Linked DNA regions of Homo sapiens: region 2 is linked to region 1. A link is an interaction called in ENCODE POLR2A ChIA-PET data of the cell type or tissue named here. Cell type or tissue: MCF 10A. All regions are shown on one strand. Links, peaks and the distances in the headings refer to the core of each region. The heading gives the core; the rest is flanking DNA. Region 1 holds the start of TPRG1-AS1 (TPRG1 antisense RNA 1). Region 2 overlaps LPP (LIM domain containing preferred translocation partner in lipoma).

Evidence for each region. ChIA-PET counts read pairs that join two places held together with the same protein. Peaks named below come from ENCODE experiments on the same cell type or tissue, not always from the same donor. Only the 100,000 strongest peaks of a DNase experiment are listed, where the experiment ranks them.
Region 2: POLR2A ChIA-PET joins it to region 1 with 18 read pairs; 2 of 35 experiments call an interaction of 5 or more read pairs at or near these places.

The regions. Positions count from the first base shown.
Region 1 is chr3:188,943,598-188,951,933 of GRCh38, forward strand. TPRG1-AS1 (TPRG1 antisense RNA 1) reads right to left here and starts at 4,042. Exons shown (of 2, transcript NR_046873.1): 1 at 3,682-4,042. In MCF 10A, for the core only: a CTCF peak has its summit at 3,884; DNase peaks (open chromatin) are centred at 4,144, 4,514, 5,164, 7,454 and 1 weaker place.
Region 2 is chr3:188,670,489-188,678,824 of GRCh38, forward strand. All of the region lies in intron 7 of LPP (LIM domain containing preferred translocation partner in lipoma), which reads left to right. Among named protein-coding and RNA genes, the nearest start is that of MIR28, 14 kb to the right of the region's middle. In MCF 10A, for the core only: no CTCF peak of the experiment used is centred there; a DNase peak (open chromatin) is centred at 3,503.

The sequences.
Region 1 (8,336 bases), core at 63-8,062:
CCTTCTTAAAAATAACTACTTCACAGATGAGAAAGCTGAGGCATACAGAAGAAATGTGCTACTATGAAAATATTATGAGATTTAGAATAAGGCAGACTTGGGTTCAAACTGGCTCTACTACTTGCAACTTACACAGCCTTGGGCCAGTTTCTTAGCTGTCCTAAGCCTGGCACAAAATAAATGCTCAGTAATGATGACTATTGTTATTGCAGAAGATCTGGGTTCTTGCCCAAGCTTACACAGCTAATGTACAGTAGAACTGGGATTTAAATCCAGATCTGCTTCTCTAAAACTACCCTCTTTTCAGAGAAATATGAGTTCTCTCTTAAAGAAGTTGTCATCATGTATGGAAAGAGCACTAACATTAAAATGAGAAGGCTTCATCCCTTTCTGCCATTCTCCATCACTTATGTGATGGGCAGCCATCAACAAGTCATTTCCTCTCTCTTTTTCCTCAGTTTTCTCTTTTATAACATGAAGGAGTGGAATTAGGTAACCTCTAGGTTCTGTTTGTTCCAGCCCTGGAATCCTGTCCCCTTGTTCAAAAAACATAGCACTAAATTGCCTTTCCAAGTGGAATGACAAAAGGCAATGACATTCATATTTTAAAGAAGGCCAGGATAGGACAGTTGGCACAGCTTCTATCAGCAGTTTGTCCCAAACCCTTAACAATGGAAACCAATTGGATTTCTTTTCTGTTTCCCAACTTGAGCTGGGAAGGGAGCCAGGCCATAGAAGGCTTTAGAAGACAACAAAATCAGTTGCCTAAACTCATAGCTCTCTCGGGCAAGTTTCTTTGCTTCTCTCTCTCTCTTCCCTTTCATCCTTCTTTTGTTTTTTTTTAGAGAGGGAAGACTAAAACCAGAAGATGGGTAATTAAGATAACTAAGAGATAGAGAGTCACAGGAAGGGTTTTATTTCAGCTCAAGGTTTCATTTTTTTTCTTTCTTTTCTCCCCAGTTCTTTCTGATTTCATTTTCTAAAACTGCAGCACATATATTTGAGGGATCATTAAAGAAGTCCTGCATTCCTGCTCAGTGAATTTTAAACTCTTCTACACCACCCTGGGCTACCTGTTTACTGAAGTTAAAGGTAGGAACAACCTTCTTGGAGAAACCTTTGTCCACGTTTGGATCACTGTGGTGGTCCTCTTGGCCTTGGGGTCAAAGAAGCATTCACTTGCTCATCAAGTCTTTATCGAGCTCCTACTATGGATGTCACTGTGGTAAGCCCTGGGACAAGTAAGAAAGGAAAGGCTCCTGTTCCCATCTCTCATGGAGTTTATAGGCCAACGTAAAAGATGAAACACAAGTAAATACACAAATACAACATCTAGGAGGTGCTACAAAGGAGCTATGAAGCTACCCTAGCTTCTGCTGCCTCATAACTGGCCCCAGAGCAAAATTTCTCCACTCATTATCATCCTGAGACTGTAGCACATCTGCCCTCCATGTCATCAGAGAGACTCACCTGGCCCTGCTGAGCTTGCCCTGGCTCCCTGGGACACCTGGTCTCCTTGCTTAGCTCCCAGTGTGCTTTCTCATTCTGCCCCTGCTCATTCTCCGCCGGCACTATGTTCTCTGAATGCTGGCAAGCTTGCTGTTCTCTAAATCCTCCCTTTCTTTTCCTGCTTTTGGGTCTTTGCTCTTGCTGATCCCTTTATCAGGAACTTCCCTCACCTCTACCTCCACTTGTCCAAATGCTACCAATTCTTCCAGGATCTGTTCATGCTCCTTTACCCTCACTGCAGCCATCCTGAACCCTTCTCCCCACCTTGGGGAGTATCTGCTTGTTCTTCCCTGGTGCTCATGGCATTTGGTTTATTGTGCTAATCAGAGCGCTCATCATCCACTGACTGGTATTACACAGTTACTTGTGTATCTGTCCTAGGCCCTTACCTACTTATCTCCAACCTAAAGGCATGTCTATTATTTCTGCATCTCAAATAGAAGCAGACACAGTTAATGCAAAACCATATTATTGAATAAGTGCTCAGTAATGATGACTATTATGCACTTGAGACTGGAGACCTAGGACAGAGACAGGAGCATATCTGGATTTAAATCCCAGTTCTACTGTATGTTAGCTGTGTAACCCTGGGCAACTTTATTTATTAATAATAAAGTATGTGAGCAATCTTATATCACTGTACAGAGTGCTCATATATGTTATCCAGCTTAATTCCTAGAACAACCCTGTGTGAGAAGAACTACTGAGTGCTGACACTAGTCATAGTGCTAGACTCATAGCTGAATTCAGATTCCAAATTAAGTAGCCTGATTGTAGATACAACCATTCACATGCGAACATTTTGCTTTTTTCCTGGCTCAGCACTGCCAGTACTGCTTCTTTGAGGTACAATTATGCCCATTTTACAGATGAGAAAACTGAGACTTAGAAAGCTTAAATAATTTGTCAGTATTGTAAAACTACCTATCTTTGTTATCAGAGAAACATGACTGTGACCAACCTAGGTATATACAATTTTCCACAGCCATGTGAAAGTTTTATGACTCTTTAACATTTCTGGTTGTCTGCTATGCTCGGTGCATTGGGCTGGCTGGACCTTGTATATGTTGGGAAGAAGGAGGACTTACAAAGACTAAGATACAGTCTTTGCTTCCAAGAGGTAAATAAAAAACAACTAAAATATTCTATCATCCACACCTATTCCCTCTCCCTTCTTTTTTCAGCATGTTACTGGATGCTGCCTCTTTATCCATCTGCCCTGGTGGAGATCTTGAGGTTACAGGAATAGCCAAGAGAGACACAGGCAGAGTTAAGTCCAAAGCAGTCAGCAAAGGTGGGGAGACATAGATGGGTCCAGGTGGTAAGTAGGATTGGCCTTGTTATTGGAAGCTGAATGTAGTTACTGGACTTGGAGATTTCGGTTTCTAGAGAAGACAGCAGCTCTCCATGCCCAGTTTAATACTGTGGATTAGCGTGGGAGTGGCCCCAGACCCACAGGCAGAAAAGGCCAATGGTCAGAGTGGAGATCCTCAGGACACTCCAGGTGTCTGAGGGAACGTAGGTTTATCCCTCTTTATTACTAAGTGGATTGCTGCTCCCCCTTGCAGGCCAAAGCATGAATACTGGACATAGCCCACATCGAGGGTAGAGAACTTGGTTTTGGCTCTCAAGTCGACCACTCATCAGCAGATGACTGTGAGCAAGTCACTTCCTCCCTCCAAGACTCCATTTCTACAGGGATTCCATAAAATGGGCATAAGAATTTTCACTGTGCTCGTATGGACTGGATTAGGCCATCATGTGCATTAACACACTTGGCTGTGAGCACTAGGTGCAGCCAAGATGCTGATGGGAAAGAAAAGTCTAGGTTTTGCCCCCTGCGTCGTTCCTCGTGACAGGATTATGCTGAGGGAGGGCACATTAGATTGACTCACACATACTGAAATGGTCATAGTTATTGAGGTTACCCAGTTTCCAGGCCTGAACTAGTAAACCCAGCAATGAGAATCAGCCAGCATTAGCAAGTTTTCCGTGTGGGAGTGGGGTGGGGGTGGGGACTGGAGGGAGCAGGCGCTGAACCAGGAAAGGAGGAGGATGCTCATCATTGGCTAAAGATCCATGCCTGGAAATTAACGGCGTTAAAGTGAGACTTGCTTCAGGTTCCAACCCGGTAAGGCAAATGGAGAGGCTGTCAGGAGACCAGAAGTTTACCTCAGCTATTGCACCGACGCACCACGTGCTCTGGTGCACATCCACCGCCTCTTCCTGCCTCAGTTTCTCCTTTTGTAAAACAACAGCTTGTAAAGGCCTGGGGATCTTCTCATCCACGGGAGTTTTCTAAGGATGCAGGCGAAAGAGGTAGGAAAAGTACTCTGTCTCTGTCCTGGGTGTTCGGGATCAAGGCCTTTTGAACCAATTCCGGAATCCGCCACCGGGCGGTGGTAGGAGAGAGCCAGAGGATTCGTCAGTAAGTGTGCGTGCGTGACAGAGGGCTTTTAAATAGATCGCTTTGTATCTAGCACGGTAGCACCTGCTTCTAAGCTTCCAACGGCAGCTCGAGCAACGCGATCATTCAGAAGCGGCCGCTTTCCATTCACGTCTATAATTAGCGCGCAGGCTGCAGCTCAGGCTCGAGCTGCAAAGCGGGGCGGCGGCCTTGTGGGCGGGGCCACCACCTCCTAGCCCCGCCCCCTTCGAATTCCACCTTCCCAGCCCTTCCCAGCCAGGAGCCTCCTGCAGCCTCCTCCCCACCCCCACTGTCTGTCCTCGCCCTGGTTCTGGGCTTCGCTCTCGGCGCTCCAGGATTCCTGGACGACAGGGCCCAATCGTACCCTCACTCTGGGATCACTCTTGTGCAGTAAATAAGCACCTTGAAAGATGCATTCCAGGAGGGCAGCTATATTTAGAGTGGCATCCTCCTCTCCTCCCCGCACGCTCCTGCGTCCCGCCCTCTCCCCTCCCCGCCCCGCTCCCCGATGCCCCTCCCAGCCACCTCTCCCTCTTTGTCGCATTACATAGTAATCTGAGATGCACTGGATGTGCTCCAGGGAACAGAATGTACTTGGCAGAGACGCGGGGCTTGATGTCTGCAAAATGTCGGAAACGCAGCCAAGAGCTGCTAACTGGGTCATTAACCTCCAAAAGCAAAGCGAGGACTGTAAGGCCCGCTCTGCCTCCCTTCATCTCGCCAATAAAAGTGCCTCAGTGTGAGGGGGAAGAAAAAGCCCAAGGTTGACTGCTTTGATTTCTAGGCACCAAAGGCAGGCCCGTCCTCTCGTCCTGGCCCAGGCCCCAGCCCCTCCGGGCCAGCCCCTGCGCCACATCAGAGTTTACAAGTGACCTTTGAAAGGCTCAGCAACCCCGCAGGGCCATGCTTGCGCCTCAGCAAAGAAGTTACCCAGCAGCCGTTCCCTACCGCACAGCCTTGGACACATTTTCTTGGGTCCAGGAGGAGTTAAGGGAGTGGGGGTGAGTAGGGGTGAAAGGAGAAGGTTCCAGGTCCTTCACCTACAGTGAAGGGCTCTGCTGTCTCTCCCCTCCTCTGCTTCTCTCCCTCTTTTTCCTCCCCCTCCTCTTTCTTCTTTCTTGTCTTCCTCCTCTCCCTCTTCCACTTCTTTCTGAGAGCAGGCTTTGAGGTAGGTTCATGAATACATGGCCTGGGTCCAGGGGATTTGCATTCAAGCCGCTTGCAGCTCTGTTACTTGCTATGTGACCTTGGGTGAGTCACTCATTTCTCTGCTTTTAAATTCCCTTCTTCTCCATTGTTCACCACAATAACACCTTCCTGACATACATCACAAAACAGTGAGGCCAAATGAGAAAGTCTTTCCCTGACCGCCTTGTCTTTCACCCCTCTGAAAGCCCTGAGGTCCAAAGTGCCTCTGGCCTTGTGTGTACTCCTGGAAAATAGGAATACAAGTGGTCTCACCAGAAAGATTCAAACGTTTGAATGTTTTCAAGGGGATAGCCCCTAAAATCCACCCTCTTCAAGTTTTCTAGCCCTGTGAGGTTGCCAAACAGACACTTCCCCCTAATGCTCCAACCCACTTCTCCAGTGGCTAGAGAGAGAAAGTGACCGGTACAGAAACCAGAAGAGGTTGTGCAGTTCCTCAAATGAGACTCCCTTCCTTGTTGGAGGGAAGACAGTCAGCCTGGTAAGACTAGCAGCAGCCCACGAGATGTGGGTCTGAGCAGTCTCAACAAAAGTCCAGGATGAGGAGAATGGAGATTTGTGCAGCCATGCTGATAAGAGGAGGAAAGCTCGCTCCTGGTGCTCTCTAGGAAATTAGAACCAAGCCCAGCCTGGCATCAGCACCCTTCCTGCCTCATCTCTCGTTGGTCTTACCACTCCTTCCATGGCAGCCACATCAGATGGGTTCTGGCTGGTCGCGGTGCTCCATGGACGCCTCCTGCTTTCCTGCCACTTGGGCCTTGGCTGAGATGTCTTAAAAAATTTTTTAAACTCATCAGAATTTGATGGCCTCTATTTGGCCTATCTCTGCCACACATTCAAATCTTTCACATCCCTCAAAACCCAGCTTCAATGCCATCTCCTCTATTTAGATGTCACTTCTTTCTCTTTCAGTCTCAGTACACCCAGCCAGCCTTGGGTTATGCCATTTTTGTGCTTGCTAGATCCCTCTTATGCCATAGAGATTTCTCTGTGGATACAAACTCTGCTGTTGATCTCAATACTGATGGCTAAGGTATATCATAATACATCATAAATACATCCTGGTTTGCCATCTCAGTTTATGACTTTGTCTTGGTATAATATAAAATGTACCTTATGGCTAAGGTACATCATAAGGTACATCATAATACATCCTGATTTGCCATCTCAGTTTATGACTCTGTCTTGGTATAATTAGTTATTAATAGGTCCCTCCTTCACCTTGAAGTTTTTGGGTTTGGATGATAAATTATACAGTCACCTTACTGAGGGTCTCTATCCAAGTACATGGTACATTAGCAGGGGCTCAGTAAATGTGGCAAAGTACCTTAAAGGGCATTTAAAGGATCTTTTATACCCAGGTCACTGGGGCTCTCAGCCCTACCCTTTTCACTCCTTTTCTGGAGGCAGGCTACCATTTGTTCCTCTTCTCTCAAGGACTGCAGAATGACCTATGACCACTTTCTTTTTGACAAGCCTTTCCAGGATTTCAAAATGCTCTGACCCAACAAGAGAAATCACTTACCACAATCCTACCCCTTCTTCTCAGCCCCTAAACAGTAGAACAGCCACTGGATATTGGAAATAGGTATCAGACACTAGAGAAGGTCAGAACACAGCTGGTGCGATATATCATTTCCAGCCTCAACTGGACTTTTGGCCTTGCCCAATTTCTTTTTTTGTTTGTTTGTTTGTTTGTTTTTGTTTTTGAGATAGAGTCTTGCTCTGTCACCCAGGCTGGAGTGCAGTGGCATGACCTCGGCTCACTGCAACCTCTGCCTCCTGGGTTCAAGTGATTCCCCTGCCTCAGCCTCCCGAGTAGCTGGTACAGGTGCCCACCACCATGCTTGGCTAATTTTTGTATTTTTAGTAGAGATGGGGTTTCACCATGTTGGCCAGGCTGGTCTCGAACTCCTGACCTCAGGTGATCTGCCTGCCTCAACCTCCCAAAGTGCTGGGATTATAGGCATGAGCCACTGCGCCCAGCCAGACTTGCCCAATTTCTTTGACAGTCCAAGTTTTCAGAATTGCCTCTATTTACACAGTTGCCTTAGGAGAGGATCACAACTTGGAAAGCTTGAAGCTTCTTTATTATAAACTATGTAGTTAACATTCTAGGTTCTGTTCAGAGGTCAGAAAAGATAAGGTCTCTTGTGCTTTTTCATCATAATAAAAAACTTACTCAAAAGTCAGCCTGTTGGGGTGAGTGTTTGTTGACTTTTTAAACAAGATATCAAGCATTTGGAAGTAACAGAGGCAATACGCCCAGCCGTGTGAATGGAGCTCTAGCTTCAGCATCAGGAAGCCTGGGTCGACGTCTCCTCCTCTGACTCATTGCTTGCTGAAACATGAATCATATGCCCTTTCTCAGCACTGGGTCTCACTTCCTTCATCTCCCCTATAAAATGGGCGTATTTGCCATTCCTACCACACAGGAGGGGGCTGAGGCTTTCAGAGTCCTTGCTAATTACACACAAAAATATTATTAAAAGTAAAAATAAGCCATAGTGTGATTTTGACGCTCTGAAGAGGCACACGTGGAGGGTATGCGAAGCCATTTTATGACCTTGCTTCGTTTCTGGACATCCCAGTTCACTGAGAACAGGCTCTCAGAACGTGGGAATGGGCAGGAGAATCCATGTTGAGATGGAGATGCGAATGAGTCTGGTCTGTTTACGTGGGAGCAGGAGACCTTTGAGGAGATCACTCGCCAGCAATCAAGAAGAAGAACATGGAGACTGGGATGGAAACCCAAATAAGGCTATTCTGTGGAGGGCTCTGATGCCAAGGCTGGGGTGTTTGGACTCCCTTGAGGGTTATGGGAGATCAGTGGAGGTGACTGAGCAGGAGCATGGCACGACCCACAGTGTGTTTCAGTGAGACACTGTTTCATGGAGGGGCAGAAATGGGAGCTGGGGTCTGTCACCTTGTAAGCAAATGGCAGCTCCCCTCTGTCTGAGCTTCAGTTTCTCATCTGTTAAATAGATGGGTTAAACAGCAAATTGGTCTAATATGCTGTGATTCTATACTAAAGAACATGAGGAAACAGCTTGTCATATTGACGTGTGTGTGTGGAGGGTGTGTGTGTGTTTGGGTCAGGGGAAGAGGTGGGAATGCGGTAACTGCTTTGTTAGACACAAAGCCAAGTCCAGAGACCTTGTTCTTTAGGGAGGAAGCCTGAGCAGCCTCACGA
Region 2 (8,336 bases), core at 324-8,323, 270 kb before region 1:
TTTTCCACCCTTTTAGTTCTGTTATTTGTCTTCTCCACTGTTATTCAAGGCTATCTCAGGCCAGAAGCAGAGGTTTGAACTCTTTTCAGATGAGAGCATTTTTGAGACTGGGACCTCATGTTGAACTAAACTCACCTCCACGTTGGCACGCACGTTACTTCCTCTTCCACTGTATAATTTTGCCGTTGGATTAAACTCATGTGGTTGGTGCTAAGGCTTTGACCACAGGCACATTTGAAGATTATACTTATTTCTGGATACAACCTCCTTTGCCTCCAAACTGAAAGGTTGGAAGGATGACGGGAACAAACTCAAGTCAAGGGATTCCAAATGGTCACATCTTATGACCACAGGCTTTATATTTGGAGCGCTACCATGATTAATGTGTCCTCGTTGCCATCCTAAGACTTCCATCATTTTCTTCCATTGTCTTTCTGACTTCAGCTCCGTTGCTACTTCTGGGCAGTTATAGGTTTCTAACCCAATAGGGCAATTTCAGTTTCCCCCGCGTTTTCTACATAAGTTGTCCTTTCTCCACATATTTGTTTATGCAGTTTAAGTCTTGCCAGATTGTTCTCTCTACGTTCTAAAATCTTTCCAATTTTGAAAGTCTTAGATCAAGTACTACGCAGCTGAAAATGGCTCTGCCTCTTTTATGGCATTTAATATCTACCTTGGATTATAGTTATTATAACGACCATAGATACTAAAACTTTGAAAAGAATAACAATTTGAATTCCTTTGTCCTATCCCCATAGGACCTAGCATTGCCTCTTTCAATTAATAAATGTGTAAGGAATAAATTATTTTGGCATATTATCCCTTGTCTTTTAAAAGTTTCACAGGAGTCCCTTTGCAATCAAGTTAAAGGCTATAAAAATTTAACATCTAGTTGTGTTGGCAGAGTTGTCAGCATTTACTTCAGTTTATCAAACTTCAATATTTATTTAAATTGAAACCAATCAGCCATTTTTTTCTATGCAAATCACAAATCTCATTTATTAATGCCTTCCCCTCCCCCTTTCCCTTACTACATCAATAGGAAGATTACATCTTGACATGATAAAAGGAGACAAGCTTTCGTTAATGTTAAGAATCTGCTCCATGGCCCCCTTTGCCCAGAAAGTCATGAATTCTGATAATCAAGGGGCAGTTGCCTATGTTATTTTTTTTTAAGTTTCTAGTTAATTATTTGCTCTTCCTTATTTGCATTTTGAGATGTAACAGTAGAGCAGTTTACCCATTCTCTCCTGAAAACTATGAGTCTGTTTCAGACAAATTACTATACTAGGCACCCACCCTCAGTGGAGGTGCAGGAGACTCTAGGCCCGGAATGGGTGAAATACCAGAAGTTGCATTTGAATATAATATTGACTAATTAGTCAGCCAGAAATGAGAGCTCTAAACATGCTCTTTTTGTGTCATTTACTGCATTTGTGGAGCATCTAATTATAAAGAAAATAAGTATTCTTCATTGGTTGCTAGTAAAGCTGCCACTGAAGGGCAAAAAGACATATAGCAATCATTGTTTAAATAGAAGCGCTTGAAAATTTTCCATTAATTTTCGTGTTTGCATTTTGAATGCTTTCTTGCTCACACTTGAGGTATCAAACTGAACAAGTCTGAACTGACTGCGTAAGAATTTAAGCAAGAACTGGGAGGGGTAGAAATGAGGAAGCTATTTGCATTCCTGGAAGACAAAACTCACGTTTATAATCTTTCTTGATACTAAGGCAGTTTGTTTCCCAAATGCTATTTATGGTGAGCTTTTTGTCTTCAAATGTTTGTTATAAGACTCTTTTTTTTTTTTAATCATCCAGTGCAGAAGTTCATGAAAGAAAGTGAAAGTGCACCCATACCCCCATTCATTTTCCAGAGCTTACCCTGTTTGGTACATTATCTTGTTGGCTCATGTTTTGCTTGGTTTTGTTTATGCAACTTTTTCTTATTAATTTGTTGTTGTCGTTGGATGGAGTTAGGGAGGGTTAAAGGACTGGAGTAAAAATGCTATTTATCTTTACCCCTTCTTCACTTACAGTGTGTGTACGTTGATGGAGGGGGTGGTGGGGATAGAGGGTGATTTTACCTGCTCCATTTTTGTTTCTATTTGCTGCTACCAGCTTGCTTCTTAACCCTGGGCAGAGGCTGCCCTGCAGGCAGGAGCAGAATAAGCTGTCTGTGCCCTTCCTCTTCCTATACCTTTGAAGATTGGTGCCTTTCACTGTTTTCCAATCGCTTGTTCTTTCCATAAGCTCGTTCCCTTCTCTCCACTGCTTTGACAACACCTTTTAGAGTTGCTCCTGGAGCTGCTGCCAAGACAATAGTATGTTTTCTCTTTTAAAGGTCTAAACCCTGGGAGGAGAGGAACTGGAGGAATTGAGTCAATATAATATACGAATCACTTTATATTTTACTATCTATAATTTAGTTTTTGACTTCCATTTCTAAGGAAAAAATTGTTTTCTTTTATTGTTTTTTTTTTTTCTGTTTCCATTCAGCACTCGTGTACTGAGAATCCCCAAGCTATATTAAGTCCCATTTGGGCCATTAATGTGTGTGCAACATGGTCTGTCTGTTCCAGTAGAGAAAAAGGCATATAAATAACTTTCTTATCACTGGTTATATGCTTTGAAGGAGTACAAATTAAACAACCTGTGGAAGTTCAAGTAAAAGAAAGCTTATTTCCAGTCACGAGAAGTTAAATGTGAGCTGGGCAGATTCATAATAGAGAAGTACCGTTTTTTTGTTTGTTTGTTTGTTTTTAACTCTGAGGGCCCTGTGAGCTTGGTCAATTTACATCATCTCATGAATGACATAGGGCCCTATATGTGGAAACAAATAACAACAACAACAAACCACTGTAGAGTCATATCAAAGAAAAATGAAGGTGGTATTCATCCACATCAATATTAAGATAAATTATTAAATATTTATAAAACTCTTTGACAGTGTACAGCCTCTATAATTAATCAATGTAGCACTTTCTCAATACTTCCCCATTTTAATTAGTACCAACATCAATCATAATTAGGCTCATGCTTTGGTCTCTCTGAGACTTTTAAAACATTATGGGTAGGGGGCATTTTTCAGGATTCAGGTATCAGCTAAGAGTTCATTTAGCCAGTAGATCGTGACCATTCTTCCTCTCCCTGAAGCTATGATTCTGGATACTGTGGCTCTTCCTGCTCCTCCAGACATAGAGAAAATGGACAAGTTTCTCCTTCCCCATTTTGAGTGCATGATGTGAAAACTTAGCTTGTCCAGCCAAACTGGAGGAAGGAGAGGCGGGACTTATTGGAGTAACTGAAAAGAGAAAAATTGGAATATGAGCAGTACCAATACTCAGTCTCTTAAGGAAGGGTAGAGTCCCTTTCTTTCTGTCTCTGTAATTTTTTTCTTTTTTGTTTTTTTTTTTTTCAAAGAAGATTGCATAAGATTCTGTCTCTCTAGGAGATGACTGATGAAATATACCCCCTGGGTCATTTGCATCTTACTCCTTTGTAGTGTAGGGAAGAACATTCCAAACCCATTATAAGCACTTACTGTTGTTGGGCATGTCATAACAAACACAATACCTTTCTGGAATATACTGCTGAGCCCTTGGCTTTTTGCTGAATTTGCCTAAAAGCCCTTCTGCCTATTGAGTGGCCACATTCTGAACTAGTTATACTTGGTTAAGTTTTCACACAGTACACTCTGGGATACTAGGGTTGCAACAATTTAAAAAAGAACATAGATGGAAGCTTTATATCTCAAAAGCTCCTACCTTTGACTTCCCTGACAATTTTTCCTTCTCCTGCTCTTCAACTCTATGTTTCCCAACTTTGTTTTTGTAAACACGAAAAGTAAATTTTTTACCATTTTGTGCCTAATTCCTCTTCTTTCTCTCTTCTCTTTTTACTCATCACAGGAATGTCTTAGCTTTCCTTCCTTCTCCAATCTGCCTTGGGTATAGAGTCACGCCTTTAAATCTTTTAGCATACCACAATGTAACTTACATAAGGAAATGTTTAATTTGGGAACCTCAATTGGTTTTGTTAACACTGCTGCACCGAAGCTCTAGCTGAATTCACATAATCTCATGATTTTAGTAAAGGTAACAAAGGAAAACGATTATGTAAGTACCTACTTTTCAACAAACATTGGGCTGGGTTTCTTCTTTACATTTTCTCATTTAATCTTCATAATAACCCTGCTAGATAAGGTTTACCATCTCATTTTGCAATGTGGAATCTGGAGCCCAGAGATATTAAATACCTTGTACGAGAGTAGGTGTGCAAAGCTAAACTTTGAACCTAGGCATCTCTGACTTCAAAGTCTATGCTTTTTCCACCTCATAGAAAGACCATCCAGAAGATCAAGTGTTGGAACCTTCCGAGGCTGTGACATATTTATTACTTCAAAGTTTATTATCACAGGACATGCATGCTGCTTTAGCAACTAGAAGTGTGTGAATGAATATTACTATTGTGTTGCATAAGTCCTTGGCAATATTACTTTTTAGGTGCCATTCTAATCCTGCCCTGTTTGGAATAATTGTGATTACGAGGGCATAGGAGTAATTCAGAAATTTTTTGAAGAAATTTCTCCCACAGCATTAGCCTTAGTTATGAGTATAATACAAAAGAAGAGGACCAGCCCTGCTGGAAGGTAAATGAAAAGATGGAGGAATTGAACGATTACATAACAGCTGTTCAGACTTGTGGTACTGATTAGAGTCATTTGTAGAGATGAAGCAGTGTGTCAAGCCAGTGTGGGCTAGGGTATACTGGGAAGTTCTCACAGACAGAATGAAGTGGGTTGCGGCAAGCCCTGAGGTATGGCAAAATCTGGACAGCTAGCCTGGATCTTCATTTTTCATTAGTTGGCTTCCTTAACTGCTCAACAAGTAGACCAAACAAACAAACCACGCATACACACAAAGCAAAGAAGTAAATAAAGAATGGTGGGGCTAAGACTGTGAATAGCTCCTAGCAAATTAGAGAAATAGCTTCAAGTATATGCCTTCTGGATGATGTATGTTTGTATATGAAGGACAACACATCAAGGGGTGTTGGTAGTAATCTGTGCTAAGCTTAGAAGCCAGTATATCATTGTTCTAGTTCTATTTCTACTGTCGAGTGGCTTTATAGCCTTAGACAAGTCATGTAACCGTTCAGGCCCCAAATGTCCTTCTGGAATTACAGGGATTGAACTGGATGAATAAAAAGTTCTATTTCAACTCCAACATTTAATAATTCTAAAGTTCTTAGTGAGCTCTGATTGCTCATTTGCATTACATAGGCATATATTAACCATTTTAATATGTATCAGAAAAGGTATGTTCTTTTTCCTCAGAAATGTTGAAGCCTGACTTTGTTATAGAAAGCACCCAGGAATCATGTCTTCAGAGTTCCTAATTTTTAGTGTTTTCTTGTACTGCCCCGACTGCTGCAATCCTCTCTCTTACATTGGAATTCTGTTTTAAGTTTTGGTGATTGGAATCCTCTTTTTGATTTAAGAGAAAGAATCCTAGGGGTGAAAGATTACTATACTGGAAATGAAAGATTACTAGTCTCTAAATGAGAATTGGCTTTGGTCTGTAATAGATAAAAAGATTTTTAAGGGAAAAATATTAGAAAAGTGAAAACGTTTTTAAAAAAAATAGGTAGCAGTCACCACCGTATTCTGGTGGAATCGAATTCTTGAAGATTAGATTTGTGTATTCATGGAATAATCTAGACAAAATCCTGCCTTGCACATAGTGGGGAGATACACTAAAATACTGAAACAGCTACATTGTATTCAGGTGAAGCTACATAGATGTAAATAAAGGGCAGCCAGCGGGTACAAGCTGTCAATTAAGTGTTTTCAATAGTCTACTCCGTGTCGCCACATCTTAGGTAATTTAGATAGGTAGAAGACAGGTCATTAGCACTGAAGTTGAGAACACATTTGAACTCCAGAATGGGATTAATGCATCTCCAAAAAACGTGTATTTTCTAACCCTGTGCAAAAATTATATTTGAAAAGATTAAAACAAACAACAGTTTTCTTCGTTCTTTGTTATATGTCTTTGTACTTGAAAAAGGTAAAATTCTGCATTACGTTTTAAACAAATTGTGCCAGGGTAAAGGGTAAAATCTCCATCAACATCTAAAGGTCTTTCTTGTTCAGAAAATGAAGGCCCCTCTCCTGCATTAAAGACCAATGTGGCCTTATAGATCCTTATACAGAGGGAACAAAATGACATTAGACAGACTCTAAGGTGCCCTCAATTATTCCCACGTGGTGGTATTCATGCCTTTGTGTAATTGCCTCCCAATGAGTGTGGGAGGGACCTATGATTTCTAGCCAATAGAAACAGCAAAGGTCACATGTAGTCTTTGATGACTTGTGTGTGATTGTGTTATATAAGACTGTAACATTTGTTCTATGAGGGGACTTTCACCCTTGTAGGCTTTAAAGAAACAGGCTGCCATGTTGTCAGCTGCCACCTGGAGAGGTCCATGTGGTAAAGAGTGAGGGCACCTAGTAGCTGACAAGAAACTGAAGCCATCAGTTTAGCAGCCTGCAAGGAACCGACTGTTGACGACAATCATGCAAACTTGAAAGCAGATCCTTCCCCAGTCAATCCTCAGTTGAGACTGCCACCCCAGCCTAACTTTGCTTGTAGACAATGAGACCCTGAGGCAGAGGACCCATCTAAACCATACCTGCACTTGTGACCCACAGAAACTGTGGGATAATAAATGTATGTTGTTTTACTCTGCCAAGTCTTTATTGTTTTATAGATAGCTAATACAATTATGTTACTTTTAGAATCTAACATTTTCTTCACCTTTCGTTTTCTACATAATAGTTACTAAGTGAATGTGACTTGTTATCCCCATCCTCAAAATCATTAAGGGTCTTTTATTTAATATTTGATTTATCTGTGGCTTTGTGAAATTCATAAATCTGCTCCTCAGTTTCTGGTATCTCTTCAGGAGAGATGCCCTCTTACTCTACTGTATATGGAAGTTGAATAAGATTGAAACTGATAGAGAAATACTTGTTGAATCAAGTTGAATTACATGAAATGGGCTTCTTTAAAAGCTGTTATTAAATCTTCCTGTGGCTGTCCTAGAGATGATATAACAGAACTTCTGCTGGGAAATGGGAGAGGGGGAGGGAAGCGTTCCATGAGCTGCTCTGTCATTTGCATGCCAGTGAAATTAAGTTTGAATTTACATTAAGAGGAGTTTTGAAATTTAGGATCTATCTTACCAAATCACAATTCAGCCTAACAAATGTTATGGAAGTACAACAGGAGCCCGGACTGTCCATTGTCATCTAAATGATGGATGTGTTTAAGGTGTTTACATCAGTGCTGTTTCTCCCACCTACCCTAGGTCTGGGTGGTTGCCTGGGATTGTTTACTCAAAGACAGTAGCTTGACAATTTGGAAATGACAGAGGACGCTGATACTTGAAATCAAACTGTAGCCCTGGAATAGCCCAAACATGGTCCCAGGGTGGTCTTGCTTCTGACTTATGTGGAAACGGCCAAATCTTCAACTACATTCTGTAGCTTTTCTTTATTCACCCAGCCAACTGGAAGATGAGTACCTATCTTGGAAATTTCCCAGAAGCAGCAATTCATACTTTCCTTATAACTCTTAACACATTGCTTTATAGTTTCTGTTCCAATGCCAGCAAAGCCCCTCTTTGAAGACTCAGTTTCCGTCATGCTGCTCTCTTACAACACGCTTTCCTCAATTCTGAATGAATGAGCAGATGAGGATGCTGAAATGTTAGCATAACAAACCAAAGTCTTCTTCTGTTGCGGGACATTACATTTAATGTAGCTTTATACAGCTCAGATTTATTTCTATAGGTTAAGCATTTTGTTAAACTATTCCTAAAACACTTCTGAATGGGTCACCAGAAAGAATATGGAGCAATCAATTCTACTGTAACCTAGCCAGGCAAATATTGACTATTTCCTGATACCAGCATATGTTGTATATTTCTGCCTTACTCTAGTGAGCAGAAAATCTGTGAAGGTTTTTAGGAATTGCCTAAAGACACGCAGTTCTCAAATGGCAGGAAGGAGAGTAAATCCTAGTCTTTCTGATTCCAAACTTTATATTTTTTCCATTAAATGAATACAGCATACTTACATACATACATAAGTAATACATACATTCATACATGTATTCAGCTGTGAACATTTTTTGGGCACCCTCAATGGCCCATTCGCTGTGTTGGATGTGATGAGGGATATGTAGATGAATAAGACCTAGATCTTGCCCTTATAGGGAAAAATAAGATTTAAATAGGTTAAATCCTAGTCTTGTGGGAAGATAGAAAAGA